2 separate regions of the Homo sapiens genome follow, and region 2 is linked to region 1. The links are chromatin contacts, found by Hi-C or POLR2A ChIA-PET in ENCODE. All regions are on one chromosome and are shown on one strand. Each heading gives the region's core, a stretch centred on a gene start or an enhancer-like site at or near the end of the contact. The rest is flanking DNA. Distances are from core to core; before and after follow the strand shown. Region 1 holds the start of ZBBX (zinc finger B-box domain containing). Region 2 has its middle 130 kb from the start of SERPINI1.

What was found. A loop is a pair of places that touch in the nucleus more often than their neighbours do. ChIA-PET counts read pairs that join two places held with the same protein, here RNA polymerase II (POLR2A). Pooled maps may share reads with other maps.
Region 2: a loop to region 1 is called in a pooled map, with 2.7 times the contacts of the local background. The contact joins the enhancer-like site here to the promoter of ZBBX in region 1. A Hi-C loop is called at or near these places in 1 of 168 maps with a recorded cell type or tissue (GM12878), 1 of 37 single-sample maps with no recorded cell type and 4 of 50 pooled maps. POLR2A ChIA-PET finds 5 or more read pairs at or near these places in 2 of 52 experiments (OCI-LY7 and activated naive CD4-positive, alpha-beta T cell).

What each region holds. Positions count from the first base shown.
Region 1 is chr3:167,378,864-167,382,078 of GRCh38, forward strand. ZBBX (zinc finger B-box domain containing) reads right to left here and starts at 1,434. Exons shown (of 22, transcript NM_001199201.2): 1 at 1,384-1,434; 2 at 775-929.
Region 2 is chr3:167,862,971-167,866,185 of GRCh38, forward strand. No RefSeq gene overlaps it. Among named protein-coding and RNA genes, the nearest start is that of SERPINI1, 130 kb to the left of the region's middle. Within about 2 kb of position 1,666, at least 2 of the 41 ENCODE cell types and tissues checked have a DNase peak (open chromatin) inside an H3K27ac peak, as active enhancers do.

The DNA of each region.
Region 1 (3,215 bases), core at 184-2,683:
CTCCTTGTATAGAAAGACCATGTTTATTAAACTCATTTGCTATTGTATGTTACCTTGTGTTATTTTTTGCATCTTTGTTTATATAGATTTTGTTTCCCTAAGTAGCCCAAATATTTGAGAGTGGTCCTACCATTGACCTTTGAAACCCCAGCAATCAATACAGTCCCTATACATAATGTAGTGCCAATAATAATGTGCTAAGTATGTAATTTTTTTTCTACTGCTTTTAGTTTTTTGCACAACCTACCCTACGGAAAAAATTAAACACGCCCTCTTTCCCACTTCAACTAAACTTTTTGTTTTCTTTTTTCCATGTTTCCTAACGATCTTGATGAGCAATCAACAAATATACATTGAACACTCTCTCCCTGCCAGGTGTCAGGTTAAGCACTGAGGATCAAGGTCAACCAGACAGGTATAATACCAGTCTTCACTGAACTTACACTCTGGTGAAGGAAGTAGGTAAAAATTAAAAAGCGAATAAAATAATTGCAAGAATTATTAAGTGTCTTGAAAGACATAAAGGAACTACTTTCAAACAATTCATTTGTAATACAATTGGTAAAATTATGACAGGTCAGGGCAGCCCTCTGTGTAGACTATAAGATAAGCTAAATTGGAGAAAGGCAGAGGGAGTCATTACATTTGCATAAGCATACAGTTTGTATAATTTTAATCCTGTGTAGTTTCAACTTTACTATATTTTTTAATGAGCCTTGTTAACTTTAGATTTTAAGTCAAGCTATAAAATATATATAACTGAACCTTACATACCTGAGTCCCTCTACTGCTGATTTTGGGAAGAAAAAATAAACTTCCACATCTTCAGATTTCTCAGGAATCGGGCACCCCGCACCATAGCCCTTACTTGTGAGGAGTAGACTTCAAGAAGTAAGTGGGTGCATGTGAACGCGCAGGCAGACTAAAGGCTACAAAAGGGGATGAAATATGGTTTCTCAGGGTGCCAAATTTTTCATAAGGTGCAAATGACTTCAAAGGATAAAAGGGGCTAGTATTTGAAAGGGTCGGGCTGCAGAAGGGGTACAACTGATGAAGTCCCCAATTTCACTGTCTGGGGTTCACTCTTGATTCATTTATCCATTAGCATTTTGGGCTGGGAAGTCTTTGGTGTATACCAAAGGCTTTCAACTCCTGAGGCCAGGGCCCCGTCCTGCTGCCTGCAGGCCTGGCACTATGTCAGCCTATGGCAGGGGCTCAGCAAACACTTGCTGGGCCGGTGCCTCCAGCTCCACCCGAGCTGAGTCTGCTTCCCAGCCGCGCTGCCCGCTCTGCTCCCCGCACCAACTAGCCCGGGCTTGCTGCCCGCTAGGCGGACTCAGAGACCATCCTCCCCTCTCATCCACCCGCAGACAGACAACCCACCTGGAGACCCCAGCCTCTCGCGTCACCACCGCCGGATGGCCGCGGATAGCTGCCGGGAGTTTCCGTCTTGGTCTCCTTGGTTACCGCGTTACCTCGGTACCCATAGCAACCAGAAAGCTGGGTTCTGCCACTGTCCGCCGGCAGAGGGCGAAAAGGAGCCTGCGAAATGAGAGAGAATGGTGATCACAGGAAGGAAAAGGGCGGAAAAACTCAACAGGCTCTGGAAGCTTTCCGCCAGAGAGGATCTTGGAGATTATGTATGTGCTAAACCTGAGCATGTGTCATATTCCAAGCACAAGTGAGAGACTTATATGTCATATTTGATTCTTCCTCATAGCAAGCCAGCTTAAATCTAAAAAAATTAAGGCACAAAAAATTTGACTATCTTAATCCAAAATTACAAAGCTAGCAAATGGCAGACCTACAAATTAATTCAAGGAGTTTAGTCTCAGAACTCCCACATTTATGCTATGTTTAAATGATTTATCAATGGCTACCATAGGCAAAGTCAATAGAGATTCCAGGTCTCTTCAAAAGTCCAGAACTCTCTTTTCTTTGTACCGAATACATGACCCGTGGAGTCTAATGGGTATAAAACAAAAAGCAAAAGCAAATATATGCACACACACACACACACACACACACACACACACACACACAGTTAACCCACAATTCTCAACTCAACTCTTCCGAACAAAGCTGCACCTGTAGTGAATTTATCTTTGGCTTCCTAAATATGCTGTTTTTTATCTCCCTTTTTAAATACTGCAAGTAGGATGTGTGGTTGGTACTGCACTGTATAGGCTTCTATGCTTAACCACATTGCATCTGTCTCGGTACCAGACTAACAATCCTAACTATTACAGTTAATGTACTAATCTTTACACCATTACTTTTGACATTACTATGCCTGCCAATACCCATTTAAAAAAAAATAATGATTTCACTTGGCATATTCAATTATATAAGATTACAACCACTATGGATAAGAGAAGACAATGGTAGTCTTCTGGTTATAAGTCTGGATTTTGGAGTCAGGCAGATTCAAGATTGAGTGCCAGTACTGCCACAACTTACCTGCTGTGTGACCATGAGCAAGTAACAATGCTCAGTCTAACTGCTTAAATGAGATAACAGTACAGTTAGTCCATACGTAATGTAGTATGGAAGAGTAAATGAAACAATAAATATTAAGTATTTAGCTCTAAGCCAGGCCCATATTGAGTGCTTAATAAACAGTAAGAAACAGTGGTGCTGGTGTGGCTATGATGGTTGCTATTAACGTGTTCATGGTATAACTTTACCACGTCCTTCCTTTAACTTTAATACAAGAACTAGTTTCAGGTGGATGTGCGATACTACTGGTTTTCTTGCACAGACTATTTCCCATACAGGCGCGCTCTTCAAATTACCAAAGATATTTTCAGCTTTCGTCCATTTACTGATCTATTCATTTATTTATTTATTCCACAAATATTTATTGAAAGTCCATTTCCTAGATCCCAAAAATACTGGAGTGAAGAAATCGTCAAAGCCCCTCCTATTTTCAAATATATTTTAACAGGAGCAGAAAGGCAATAAACAAGTATAAATGCATGTCAGCTGCTATGAAGAAAACTAAAGCCAAATAAAGAAATAGAAACTAATTGAGTTCTGTTTTAGGGTAGATGGCCAGGGAAGTATCTGAATGCAAGGAAAGAGAAAGACATGGGCCACTAGAGGAAGAAACAGTCCAGAGAGAACAGTAAACACATGTCAATTATGTCCCAGTAAAGATTATTTTGCAAATAACTTCTCCTCACTTCTACAAAGGACTTTTACTCCAAAAAATG
Region 2 (3,215 bases), core at 416-2,915, 480 kb after region 1:
TCTGTCACCCAGGCTGGAGTGCAGTGGCGCAATCTGGACTCACTGCAAGCTCCGCCTCCCGGGTTCACGCCATTCTCCTGCCTCAGCCTCCCGAGTAGCTGGGACTACAGGCGCCCACCACCACGCCTGGCTAAATTTTTGTATTTTTAGTAAAGACGGGGTTTCACCATGTTAGCCAGGATGGTTTGATCTCCTGACCTCGTGATCCGCCAACCTCGGCCTCACAAAGTGCTGGGATTACAGGCGTGAGCCACCACGCCCGGCCTCATGGCCTAATTCTGACTGGGGCAGAGAGAAAATGGTCTGGTAGGGCAGTGCTTCTCAAATTTGAGTGTGCACACCCATCTCCTGGGGGTCTTGTCTCCCAGGGGATGCTGGCACTGTTGGTTTTAGGACTGAGTAGCAAGCTTCAGGAGTACCATGGGGCACCACGTTGTGTATTGAATCTGTAGCAGGAATGTCCAATCTTTTGGCTTCCCTGGGCTACACTGGAAGAAGAAGAATTGTCTTGGGCCACACATAAAATACACTAACACTAATAGTAGCTGTTGACCAAAAAAAAAAAAATCTCAAAAAAAAAATCTCATAATATTTTAAGAAAGTTTACCAGTTTGTGTTGGACCACATTAAAAGCCATCCTGGTCTCCCTGCGATCCACAGGCCACAGGTTGGACAAGCTTGCATAGGGCTTCAAAGTATTGGGAAATCCCTGTGCTTCTTCAAAGTCAAATTTTTAAATCAATGGAGGATGAACAGGGTGTGAGCAGCCCTTGAGGTGGAGGGCGGTGAAAGGAGGCTTCAGGCCCGAATTAGGGCTCCATCCTGTTTTTGGGTACCTGGCACATGCTTGAGCCACATTTGATATAAGCCATGCTCAAAAAGAAGGCAGCTCTATCCCTTCTGTGGCTGGAGGCCAAGGGTTCTCAGAAGCACAGCTCAGATGGTGGAGCTTGAATTCACACCTTCCTGGCACAGCATCATGACCTATAAAGACTGTGTTCTTGCTTCAGGGAGAGCAAGGGGGAGAACAGGAGGAAGTGCTAACACCTTGCTTTTGTGGTTTCCTAGCGTCTAACTCTAAAAGACATGTGTTCCTTCCATTCCCACCTTCCTGTGGAAGGACAGATCAGACCCCTGACCATCGCCTCAGCTCATCATTGCGTCATCTGGATGGCTTCCCTAAGCTCCCACCTGGGCCCAGAAAGGAAACGGCTTATGACCTGCAGTCTTTGACTATCACCATCTCCATTCTATTTATGGCCCTGCTGCACCTCTGTGCAAATTAGGAGAAGGTGACCCTCTTGTGGGGATGGAGGAGAAGGACAAACCAGGCCGTGATCTGGCCAGTAAAGTGGGACTGGGCTGGCTCCTGGTGGGCTTTGGTAAGGTGTAACCTGCACCATGGTCATTACTGCCCAAAATGAGAGCCATCAGCTTGCTAAGAATCGCTGAGCCCGGAGCGCCACTCTTGGGTGAAGATGCTTCTTTCAGATCCCCGCCTACCCACCTGCAAGGCTTGCAGGAAGTCTTGAGAAGAACCAAGAAGGAGGCTGATGCTCCTAGTTGTTCATGAGCAGCCAATGTGGTAGGCTGATGCCTAACAGTTTCCACCTTCTTCTGCATTTGTGGCTGAGGATCTACCCATGAGCCCCACAGAGCAAGAGCTGCCAGATTAATGCTCCTGCCTATGACATGGAAATTGTCAAAAATAGACCTGAATCCTTGCCAGGCCTCCCCATGATTTCTGTGTAGTATGGCCTTAAATATATTAGATAAGTCAGAAGCCTAAAATAGCTCAGCTCTTAGAATAACAGAATTTGGTCCCCTCCCACTTCCGTAAGTTGAATTCTTAATTGCTAAATTTCAGGCTTTTTTGTTGTTGTTTATGTAAGAATTTCAAGGCCACAACTCCATATTTGAAGTAAAGTGCTCATAAAATTAATTGCAAGGTAATTTGCCGTTAATAGTTATCTGATTTCTACTTTGATCTAGTGGTTGTTAAGAAGAGAGGTTTTGGTTTTTTTAATCTTGATTTTGCTGTTGATTCCTACTTTTAATTGCTGTACTGGAGAAAATGATTTCTGTGGGCTTCTTTGAGGTACAGCACATGATTCACAATTGTATATGGTCTGATAACATAAGAAAATAACATTTTCTCAGTTAGTAGAATACAAATACTTAAAAATATATGTTTTTAAATATTTGAAAAGGGGTCTGCTGATTCCATTATTAATGTATTGCATCCTTACTTGATTAAATTACTTTTGTTTCTGGAGGATTTTTTTGTATATGTATATTTGATGCTGTGTCCCTGGTGAGTTATAAACTCCTTGAACTACAGCTTTTATCATGCATTTGTTATAAATTTTTATTCATTTTATATATATTGATATTGTCAATCCTCCTTTTTAAAATTTGGATTTGACTTTATAATTCTGCACATCCTTTTCTTTTCAACATTTGCCTTCATTTTTCAAGTGTGTTTCTTATAGACAGCACATGTCTGTATTTTTTAAAAACCCAATTTGATATTCCTTGTTTCATAACAGGAAAATTTGGTTCATTTGAATTCAGTGTGAAGATTAATATTTCGGTGTTGTTCTCACTTTATTTGCTATTTACCGTTTATTCCTTTTTTCGATTTTTACCTCTCTTTATATTCTTGCTAATAATATTAAGCTTTTTGCTAGTTCTGTTGTTTCTCTTTTGGTTTTTGAATTAATGTTATTTTATGATTCCCCATAGCCCTAACTATAAACTTATTCTAACAATATAAACTATTCTAAAAATCACATATAATTTATGTGTCTTTATTTATGTGTCTTTATTAACACATAAAAATTAATAAGTAAGTGTAACCACTCGAGTATTTAATTTGCCATTCCTCCTGCCCCTTTAAAAAGGAGACATTTCCACTGGCCCCTGCTCTTCCATCCTGAGCAAACTCCCCACCTTCACAGTAGCCAACACTTGGGTTTACAGCAATGGTTTCAGATTTTCAGCGTTTCATATCCTGGCTAACATTTTTGAGATAATAATTTCTTCTGTTTAGCAATAAGTTCTTAAGATTTAAATATATTCCAGTCATATCATTTTATTAATTCATTTTTTTCTCTATACCTTAAAATCTATGGCATCTCATGGTTCGACATTAGGAAATCCATCACTATGATTCAGTAAGTAAACAAATTCAAGGTGTCACATCATATTGCTTT